2 separate regions of the Homo sapiens genome follow, and region 2 is linked to region 1. The links are chromatin loops, found by intact Hi-C in ENCODE. Cell type or tissue: gastrocnemius medialis. All regions are shown on one strand. Each heading gives the region's core, and the rest is flanking DNA. Links, peaks and the distances in the headings are about the cores only. Region 1 overlaps MYO10 (myosin X). Region 2 overlaps RETREG1 (reticulophagy regulator 1).

Region 1 (5,384 bases), core at 137-5,136:
GAAGATGGCCAGGCGCGGTGGCTCATGCCTATAATCCCAGCACTTTGGGAGGCCAAGGCGGGCAGATCACGAGGTCAGGAGATTGAGACCATCCTGGCTAACACGGTGAAACCCCGTCTCCACTAAAAATACAAACAATTAGCCGGGCGTGGTGGCGGGCGCCTATAGTCCCAGCTACTCGGGAGGCTGAGGCAGGAGAATGGCGTGAACCCGGGAGGCGGAGCTTGCAGTGAGCCGAGATCGCGCAACTGCACTCCAGCCTGGGAGACAGCGAGACTCCGTCTCAAAAAAAAAAAAAAAAAAAAAACCTCAGCAAAGCGAGAGGTGTTCCTGCTAACAGGCCCCCACCTCACATGTTGATTTCCAGGTCACTACAGGAGCGGAAGAGAGCAGGCTTCTCTTCCCCGTGGAAGAATTCCCCGTGGCCCCACCCACTTCCCCCAGTGCGTACGTCAGGCTCCAGTTCACTGTGGGATGCCCAGACAAGCCCTGGGCAGGTTCCCTCATCGACCCAAAAGCATCTAATGTAAACATTCTTGGGACGCTTGGAGATTCTCCAGGGACCCCATTTTATCTGCCTAAGCATTTGGCTGTCTCATGTTAAGGTATCATCCAGCCCTCGTGGCTTGTGATGGCCATTTCTGGTTGCGTGAGCATTAGTCATCCTGTCTCTGCATTGTGGCATGCCATGGTCTCTTGCAAGGGCTTTGTTACAAGGTATCTGCATTTAAGATAGCCCAGTCATCGAGCGTTGCGAACAGCCCCACCCAATCGGGCCTGGCCAGGAGATTTCATCACTGTGATCTTAAGTTCTTTACCAGAGCCCTTATTAGAACAGTTAGATGCAGCCGGGCACGGTGGCTCATGCCTGTAATCCCAGCACTTTGGGAGGGTGAGGCAGGCGGATCACGAGGTCAGGAGTTCAAGACCAGCCTGGCCAACATAGTGAAACCCCGTCACTGCTAAAAACACACAAAAAATTAGCTGGATATGGTGGCGGGCGACTGCAGTCCCAGCTACTTAGGAGCCTGAGGCAGGAGAATCGCTTGAACCTGGGAGGCGGAGGTTGCAGTGAGCTGAGATCACGCCTTTGCACTCCAGCCTTGTGACAGTGCAAGACTCCGTCTCAAAAAAAAAAAAAAAAAAAAAAAAAAAAGTTAGATGCAATGCACCTAGGGTGGCGTCATTATCATTCTAATCATCACAAATGCAGCTGACATTTAGTGAGCACTTACTGTTATGAACTTCACATGGAGTTTACTTTCCAATCACTCTCATCAACCCTCTGATGGTAGGAAGTATGGTTGTCTCCATTCTAAGACTCAGAGAAGTTAGTGACCAGCCTAACCTTACCCAGTACCTGGTGCAGCCCATATCCATACACAGTCTAACTCTGGATCCCACACTCTAAACCGCGATGCAGTAATACCTGGTTTCAGTGCACCTCAGATTCGTCCTCCTAGGCTGCCGCTGGAAGACTAGCAGCTCTTCATTCTGTTTTCCTTTTCATTGTCATAGATTATTTGTTACAACTGTCTGTGGAATGAAATCAGAATATTTTTAACAAATGGATATAAATCATGCATCATTTCTCTATGGCTAACATGTGTCTCCTTAAGTTGAAAATGAAATTCCAAACGGACTAGGCTATATACATGATTGTTTTCCACTCTGCCTCCCTTTTAAAGATGTCACAACCTGCCATTTATAATGCAGAGCGGTTTCTCGCTCCATCTCTCCTATTTTCTAACCTGTTAACAAAAACCCTCCTGCAGACAGCACCTTTTGGCATCTGCCTGCGGAGGTGTGGGATTTGGCCTTGCACGTTGGGTTTTATGCAGTGTTTTTCTAAGTATTTTAATTATCTTTTCCAATTTTATATTGGCCCTTTAGACCTCTCACTACTCAAACCTTCCATCACGGTTCATTTATTACTGTCTGCTGAAAAGATGATGTGTTAGAATAAATTCTCATTCTCGTTTTTGAGGAGCAGGGCAAAAAAAAAAGACTTGTCTCTGGCTTTTTTCCTATTTTATTTCTTGTTTCTTTCTTGAAGTAACGAACAATAATTTGTGATAAAAGAATACAGACAAGACACCTGATTATCCACATGGCAGTGTCACTGCAGGTCCCATCACCTGCGAGCTCGCTTGTTGGCCGCTAGGGAGCACTTGGCAGTGGCAGCTCCCTTGTCCTGGGAAGGCCCTGAGAAATCAGATACTCCGTTGGTACTCTGTGTTCTCTCGGGACATCATTTTCCACTTCAGAACTGTCTGTTCTTTTTGTCAGCTACAAGTAAACTTTTGGAACTTGGCTTCCCTTCAGTGATTGCTAGCTTTTATTGCTACATTGAAATAATAGGTCTTGGCATTTGAAATTTGATTTTATGACAAAAGGATATGTCAATCACCTAGAAAGGAAGAGAAATTTATACATGAAATTGACATAATGAGCATACCTAACAAATTTATTCTAGTTAATACATTCTACTTATAAAAGATATTTATAGATCCTTAAATATCTAATTTGCAATTACTTTTTAGTGTTAGTCTAGCAGGTGTATCAATGAAAACTTAGCTGATGTTTATTAATATCACAAACATGACATTTTTGCTATAATAATAGCAAAATTTAACCCGTTACTCTTTAACCTTGTACTGGAAATTCTAAGCAGTGCAGCAAAAAGAAAAAGAAAAAAAAAAGTGTAACTTTTGGGAAAGAGGGAGGAAAATATATTCCTTTCTATATACAATAAGATTTTCTTCTCCCAAACCTATGAGAATCAAGAATTGGGGGATAGGCGGGGTACAGTGGCTCATGTCTGTAATGTCAGCACTTTGGGAGGCTGAGGTGGGCAGATCACTTGAGCACAGGAGTTCAAGACCAGCCTGGGCAACATGGCAAAAACCCATCTCTACAAAAAAATACAAAAATTAGCCGGGTGTAGTGGCACACACGTGTAAACCCAGCTACTTGGGAGGCTGAGGTGGGAGGATGGCTTGAGTCTGGGAGATGGAGGTTACAGTGAGCCGAGATTATGTCACTGCACTCCAGCCTGGGCGACAGGGCCAGGCCCCATCTCAAAAATAAAAAAATTAGAAAAAGAATTGGGTCATGCCTATAATTCCAGCACTTTGGGAGGCTGAGGCTATGGATCACGAGGTCTGGAGTTCAAGACCAGCCTGGCCAACATAGTGAAACCCCATCTGTACTAAAAATACAAAAATTAGCTGGGCGTGGTGGCACGTGCCTGTAGTCCCAGCTACTCAGGAGGCTGAGACAGGAGAATTGCTTGAACCTGGGAGGTGGAGGTTGCAGTGAGCTGAGATCGCGCCACTGCACTCCAGCCTGGGCGACAGAGCAAGACTCTGTCTCGAGAAAACAAACAAACAAACAAACAAACAAAATTGGCCAGGCATTGTGGTGTACCTGTAGTCCTAGCTACCTTGGAGGTGTGAGGATTACCTGAGCCCAGGGAGTTCGAGGCTGTAGTGAGCCATGATCATGCCATTGCACTGCAGCCTGGATGACAGAGTAAGACCCTGTCTCAAAAACAAAAAACATGATTCTTTTTATCAACTTTAATGTTAGTGTATTCTGGCAATAGGACCTTTTAAGAATTTTGCTTATTTCATTGAGAATTTGCCTTAATGTATTTTTAAAATTTATCATTGGTCGCAATAAACATTAATATAAAAAAGTACCTATGAGGTATTCTGAACAGTTTTAGGAGCGTCTTGGTTTTTCCTGGGGCAGAGGCAATGAACCTATGCTAAATTTCATAGGCATTTCTTATACAGCCCTTCAAATTGCCCCTTAAAGTGTTAGGTCAGGATGAAAAGCTATTTCAAGTCAGTAGTAACAACTGGTTTATTTTATTGCTTGCATTTGGCCCACCAGGTTGGTGGCTGATGAAATGTGTATGAAGTAACAGGAGTCTTTGCTGAGTGATCATCTGTTTATTCTTTTACTCCACAAATATCGAATGTTTACAGCGTGCCTGGCACTGAGCAGGGCTGGGGTTTCCTGACCATATGGACCTTCCTGGGTATATCTGTGGGGCTTGAATGGTGTGTGACCTTGTGTACGCATGCGTGAATTCATTTGTCATGAGTCAGATTTTATTAAAATTTAAAGGACCAACTTTTTACTTTCATGTTGTGAAACTTGGAAATGTCAGTCTCTTTCAGTGTTGGAAAACTTGGGTGGTCAGCCAATTTTATATTATAAAGTATTTTTAAAATAATATAATATTACTTGATAAAACATAACATTGGCCGGGCACGGTGGCTCACGCCTGTAATCCCAGCACTTTGGGAGGCCGAGGCAGGCAGATCATGAGGTCAGGAGATCGAGACCATCCTGGCTAACACAGTGAAACCCCGTCTCTACTAAAAATACACAAAATTAGCCGGGTGTGGTGGTGGGCGCCTGTAGTCCCAGCTACTCGGGAGCCTGAGGCAGGAGAATGGCGTGAACCCAGGAGGCAGAGCTTGCATTGAGCTGAGATTGCACCGTTGCACTCCAGCCTGGGCAACAGAGTGAGACTCCGTCTCAAAAAAATAAATTAAAAAAATAAATAAATAAGTAACATGATGTAATAAATTATTACTGAGTTACTTACTTGTAATTTACTGTGCCCAAAATAGCCTCCCCTGTCACCCTTTCAGACACACCATTTGTTGACTTCTTCTGGAGGTACCTTCTCTGAGGGTGACACTCCTCCCTTTGTTTCCAGGGTGACAAGCTGAGCTCCTTTTGTGCATGATGATTGGGACTCTGCCGTGTATTCGCCACCATCCCCCAACACACATTCACGTTCACAAGCATCTGTTTTTTATGTGCTGAATCATAGAATTTCCCATGGTTTTTTCAGTCTTGAAGCCTAGTGTTGAAATACTAATTATAATAAGCCTTGAAGTGGCTACTCTTGTCAAAGGGGTGGAGATTGCTTATTAACAAAGATTGTAAATAGGAGAGTAAGAAACAATAAATAGAGACTCTTGCTGGAGTTTTAGCATACATGTCTGCATTGGCGAGAACTGGTTTTAGACATTAAATTATTCCATGTTATGATTAATGCAGTTGCCGCTTATCACAACACTACTAACTACTTGCCCAATCACTTAGAGTTAGACTAGAAAGCAAAGAAGTCCACAAATTTATTAATATAGTAAACACATTTGTTCATTTGCTTACATATCTTCTTATACAACCTTTGTATTTTTTTTTAGAACTTAACCAAAAATTTTTATTTATGGGATATGTGTCAATATTTTTTATTTGGCAGTTAGAAATTTTCTACTACTTATTTCACTTTTTTTTTTTTTTTTTGAGACAAGGTCTCACTCTGTTGCCCAGGCTGGAGCACAGTGGTGTGATAA
Region 2 (5,384 bases), core at 1-5,000, 230 kb after region 1:
CTCCATGTTTTTTTGTTTATATGTGTGGAGGAGGAGGGGAAGGAGCTTTTTAGGAGTGAAAAACCAAATTCAAGGGCCTGAGGATGAGATGAGGGCTGAGAAAATGGAGGTAGGTAGTGTGAATCACAGTTTGGAAAATATTGCTGGTAAATGAATGGAGAAAAATGAAACAGTGACCGGGAAAAGAGTAGCATGGCTTTTGTTGTTATTTTTAAAAATTGTGATAAAATGCATATAACATAAAATTTACCCTGAGTGACATTTTGTACATTTACAAGGTGGTGCAACCATCACCACTGTCTAGTTCCAGAACATTTCCATCACCCCAAAAGGAATTCTGTAACCATTAAGCAGTCAATTCCCGTATCCTCCTCCCTGCGGCTCCTGACAACCACTGCTTCCCCCTCTATGGATTTGCCCTATTCTGGATATTTCATATAAATGGAATCATGCAACATATGAATTAGCATAATATCTTCAAGGTTGATTCATGTTACAGCTCTTATCAGCACTACATTCCTTTCCATGGCTGAATACTATTCCATCATTTGGATAGACCACATTTTGCTTTGTCATCAGTTGACGGACATTCAGGTTGTTCCCGTCTTTTGATTATTCTGAGTAGGGAGCAGCTCGGTTTTATTTTGTTTGGTTTTGTTTTCAAAATAGTGAGAGCTGACTCTGTAGGTGAAGGGGAAGAAGCATGCAGCAGGGCTGGATGGCTTTTGTCCACCAGGCAGTGTTTTCTGCATGCAGCCTGGCAGCTTGCAGTAGAGTCTGATCTGCCACAAGGGGGCAGAGTTATGTCTGGGGGACAGGTGGACTGGCAGATGATGGGCGTGGCTCATCATCCATAAATATTGGAAAATTGACGATAGCATTAAGTAACTGCAGATGCTGTAATGGCAGCTGGGGAAGTTGAATTCTAGGCACCATCAGTACCTCCAGCAGTGAGAGCATTGCTTCTAAGGGAGGAACCCAAGAATGTGCCCTTAATTTGACATTTAAATCATATTTCCTTTAACGCTTTTTTTTTTTTAAATTTTAAAGAGGAGGGACTATGCAGAAGGAAGGAAGTCGACATTATTATTTAGAGGTATTTGGCAAAAAGAGGAAAAGATACATGGTGTAGTATCCTCACTGGGGTGTCATGGTGTAGTATCCTCACTGGGGTGTATTGCATTATTACTCACGTGCTGTTTATTAGTTCTGTTGAAGGTTATTCTTACTTGTGCCTGTTTTTAATACCTGAACAACTGGGAGAGAGGACTTATAATCCTGCAGTCATTTGGCTTGTATTCTTGGAGAGTATTTTTAAACTATAACATTCAGAGCCATCTCATGTCACTTTAACGCCCGAGCAGTACTTTCACTATTTACTTCTCCTGGACTACAGACCTCAGATTTTGCATCATATTTTCACGAACACAGAAAATACATGTTCTAGATTGTTTTTGATGTTTTCCTTATTTTGGGGGGCCAGTTATTACAATCTTTATTAAAATGAGTGATATTTTCAATCATGACTCAGGAGTCATCTGCTGTGGCACGAAAACTGAATTCCATAGCTTATTAAGCTGAACATCCTCAAGTCAGAACTGCTGTTTATGTTGAATAAATTGCACATTTAAATACTTTTGTTCCCCTGGGGCTAAGTTTGGATGAAATAATCTTGCTTCCAAGGGATTTTAATGGATGTATCATGCTTGGAATATATAATGAAGACTCAGTAATTGAGAGAATGTCTAAATGGAACAGAAACTTTATTTTTAAATTGAGAAATAGGCCTGAAACTGATCTAGGGGGTCAAAGTAGGACTATCCCAAGTTTTTATTAAACAGGAATAGAAAAGCCCACCTTTCTCCACAGTTTTACTTATATTAATATATGAGCGGTTCAATAAATACATAGGTGATTGAGATGGACCATTTCTACTTCCCTAGTGGAAATAGGGGGGGAAGTGATCCCAGTTTGAGGAGTTTGTTTGTGCTCTCTGTGTAGAGCACTTAGAAAGTTAGCTACACATTGCTTATAAATTCGTCTTGTTCTTTGATGAAGGCATGACAGTCCTCCAACAGTGAAGGAATACACAGCTTGTAATAAATGAATTTCCTCAAGCTGGTTAGAATATGGGATCGATAATTTTATCAGTATCAGAAAGGTAGCTAAATTCAAGAGAAAGCTTTTCCTCTAAATACTGCCAACTGATTTCTGGAATAGAAAAAAAGCTCTTCTCTGGCAAGCAAGTGATTTTGAGAAATAGGGTGAGGCCAGTGAGAAGATGATGAGGCTGCTTGGACAGGGCTTTCAGCTCTGCTACTGTGTCAGTGACACTGCTGGTACTCACCACCTAGATTTTGCATGGCCTCTTGGCCTGGGATTCTCTTGATTTTAGTCTGCTCAGGCAGCCGTAACAGAATACCATAGATTGGGTGGCTTAAATAACAGATATTTATTTCTCACAGTTCTGCTAAGCAGTCCTGCTCACGCTCCCCTCACCACCCTGGTGTCTGATTGATTATGGCTCCTCATTTATGTTATAGAAGGAGAGAATCCAGACAAAATAGTAAGGTGTATCTGTTTAAAATATTTTCAGTCAAGAAGGTTATAACAGTATTCTCAAGATCCTTTACATTTTTCTTAATCAGCTGTTCATGGGAAACCAAACAGAAACCACATTAATAATGAATACATTATGACTCCCTCATTTGTTGTACTTTTCTTTTTATTGTGTAAGGACTGAGTATGGCCAGGTATGGCTAGGTTACAGTAAACAAGCATAAAATCTCGGTGTCATACAATGCACATTTATTTCTTGCTTATGTTTCTGTGGATCAACTGGGGTTCAGCTGGTTTAGGCTGGACTTGGCTTTAAGATTTGGGTTGCATCCAAGCTTACTCCACAGTCTTTCAGCCTCATTGGACCAGAGGCTACTTAAAGTGTGTTATTCTCATGGACAAAGGCAGGAGGGGCATAAGAGCACAAACCCAGTAACTCAGGTACATTTCACGCCTCCACCTGCTGATAACCAGGAGGCCTAAGCAAGTCACATGGCCAAGTCCAAAGCCAAGAAGGGAAAAATACCTTTGGCCACACAAGGCCATGGTGAGAGTATGGACGTATAACACTACTATAAGAGAGTAAAGAAATGAGTCTTATAATTTAATCTGATATGAATTTTTTTACATTATTAGGTAGGAATTCTTTATTTCATAGAGTTGTGTGTTTTTATTTTGTATTTAGTGTCTTTCAAAGCTCTTGAGAATAGTTTTTGATGTGTAGATATATATATATTTATGTACTTATAGGATATAAGCTTATAAGTCCAATCTCCCCATTTATTTTTAAAGATGGCTACTTTAAATACGTTCTTCTAACCCTCAGTGTTTTGTTGGTGTTGCTTGAATTTTTTTTACCATAATTATTAATTTTATCCAGCATTAATTTCAAAGAATGTACTCAATACCTGATTATTTCTCCCTCTTTCAAAACCAGAACAGTTTTACCCACTAATAACATCAGATTATAAAATTGTTGGCAGATTTGACGTTAAAATGTTATATGTGTGCGTGTTCACATATTCAGAGCTAAAGGGGTTTGTAAAACCTGCCGTTACATGACTGAACACATCATGTACCTTTATATTTATAGAAGGGCCTCATTGTACACATTGAAAGGGGAACTTGGAAGAATCAGATATATTCTTTGGCAAAGTCTCACGCCTGTTTCTGCAGCCTAAATCAATGCTACTGAAACATAAGTTATTTATTTTTGGGCCATAAATTAAATTCCCATTGTTGCTAATACTCATGGTTTTCAACAAAAGTTAAGAGCGCCAACAGTTCCAGGCTCTGCGGGAAGATGGTTGAAAGGGAATGTGGAATGTACCAAAGGTTTTATTTTTATTTGGAAGAAACCAAATACCCCTGTTTTCTGTTCAGGAGTTCATTAGTCATCTATGTTTTCCTCGGATAAAATAGCTCTTATCTTGGGCCTGACTCTGAAATTCTTCCCTTGAATTTCTTGTGATATTTGTAATGGTATGAAACACTTTGGTTGTGAGTAGAGAAAGGAGGTGACACTTTCCACAGTCACCCTGTCGGTCTCTGACAAAGCTGCTGTTTTAGATTCCTGCTTAAACTTTGGGGCCACCTTCCCTGTGGGTGTCTTGAGCTGTAGACTTCCATTGTTTATTAAATACCTGCTCTGCAGAAGGCAGACCCTGCCGGACCTATAGAACGGTCCCTCGCATTGTGTCAAGATTTTGTTGTATTTCCGTTGATGTCAGAACATGGGGAAAAGGTCTCTGATATCAGAGAGGTGGTAGAAATAACAAGAGAGTTGTCCATGGTTGGGCTTTGAAGCTGTGGAATTCACCTTTGAAGTAACTCTAAAGAGATTCTGTTGCTATTTGCTCTACATAAAGAGAGAGTCTGTGCCACCAGAATAAAAATAGCTGTAAGTATTACATCATCATCAGAAGTTTTCATTGGTTCATCAGGCCATGAAGGGAACAAGTCCATGGTGATATTTAGATAGATTTCTGTTTTGCTCATTGAAATGATGATTTTAAGACAAAGCAGGAAAAAAGGTAGGAGGGGGAGGGATGACTGAAGAAGGCCACCACATTTATTTTGTACACACTGATTAATATTTCAAAATTGGAATCTGGCACCAATTTTTATTTGTATTTAATCAGCACCCTATTTTATTCCTGTTTTCTAACCACCTGTTATAAGCATGTGTCTCCTATTTCTACTATCACAGCATCTTTGGGGCAACATGTTGCTTCTAATGACTTACTCTTTTCTAAAGTCAGACATTTATCTCAATAATATAAAATTTTGGCCCAGTGCATTGGCTCGTGCCTGTAATCCCAGCACTTTGGGAGGCCAAGGCAGGAGGATGGCTTGAGGCCAGGAGTCCCAGACCAGCCTGGGCAACATAGCAAGGCCAAGTTGCTACAAAAAACGAAAAATTAGCTGGGCATGGTGGTACACCGCCTGTGGTTCCAGCTGCTTGGGAGGCTGGGGTGGGAGGATCACTCAAGCCCAGGAATTTGAGGCTGCAGTGAGCTGTGTTTATGTCAGTGTACTCCAGCCTAGGCAACAGAGACAGACCCTGTGTAAGAAAAAAAAAAGATATAAAATTTCAAGATTTGTGCAGTGGAAAAACAGATAGACCAAAGGAAATTGTTTTCTTTTTCATGTTTGTTTCTTTCTTGGGATTTCAATCATTGTATCTCACCTCTTTGCTTTATATGACTGGTGCAGGCATAAAATCGGGATTCTCTCATGGAAAGGGAAAGGGTTTAGCTCACATCTGCACGGCATGCTGCCTCTTGTAACCCAGCACTGCCTCCCATCCAGCATGCCTTCTCCTT

Evidence for each region. A loop is a pair of places that touch in the nucleus more often than their neighbours do. Peaks named below come from ENCODE experiments on the same cell type or tissue, not always from the same donor. Only the 100,000 strongest peaks of a DNase experiment are listed, where the experiment ranks them.
Region 2: it touches region 1 in a loop (13-fold over the local background); 1 of 110 quality-filtered maps calls a loop at or near these places.

The regions. Positions count from the first base shown.
Region 1 is chr5:16,773,612-16,778,995 of GRCh38, reverse strand. All of the region lies in intron 9 of MYO10 (myosin X), which reads left to right. Among named protein-coding and RNA genes, the nearest start is that of RETREG1, 160 kb to the right of the region's middle. In gastrocnemius medialis, for the core only: a CTCF peak has its summit at 2,153 (motif pointing right); DNase peaks (open chromatin) are centred at 745, 2,165 and 3,965; H3K27ac peaks cover 5,000 bases.
Region 2 is chr5:16,545,931-16,551,314 of GRCh38, reverse strand. All of the region lies in intron 3 of RETREG1 (reticulophagy regulator 1), which reads left to right. Among named protein-coding and RNA genes, the nearest start is that of RETREG1-AS1, 67 kb to the left of the region's middle. In gastrocnemius medialis, for the core only: a CTCF peak has its summit at 787 (motif pointing right); a DNase peak (open chromatin) is centred at 794; H3K4me3 peaks cover 1,031 bases; H3K27ac peaks cover 5,000 bases.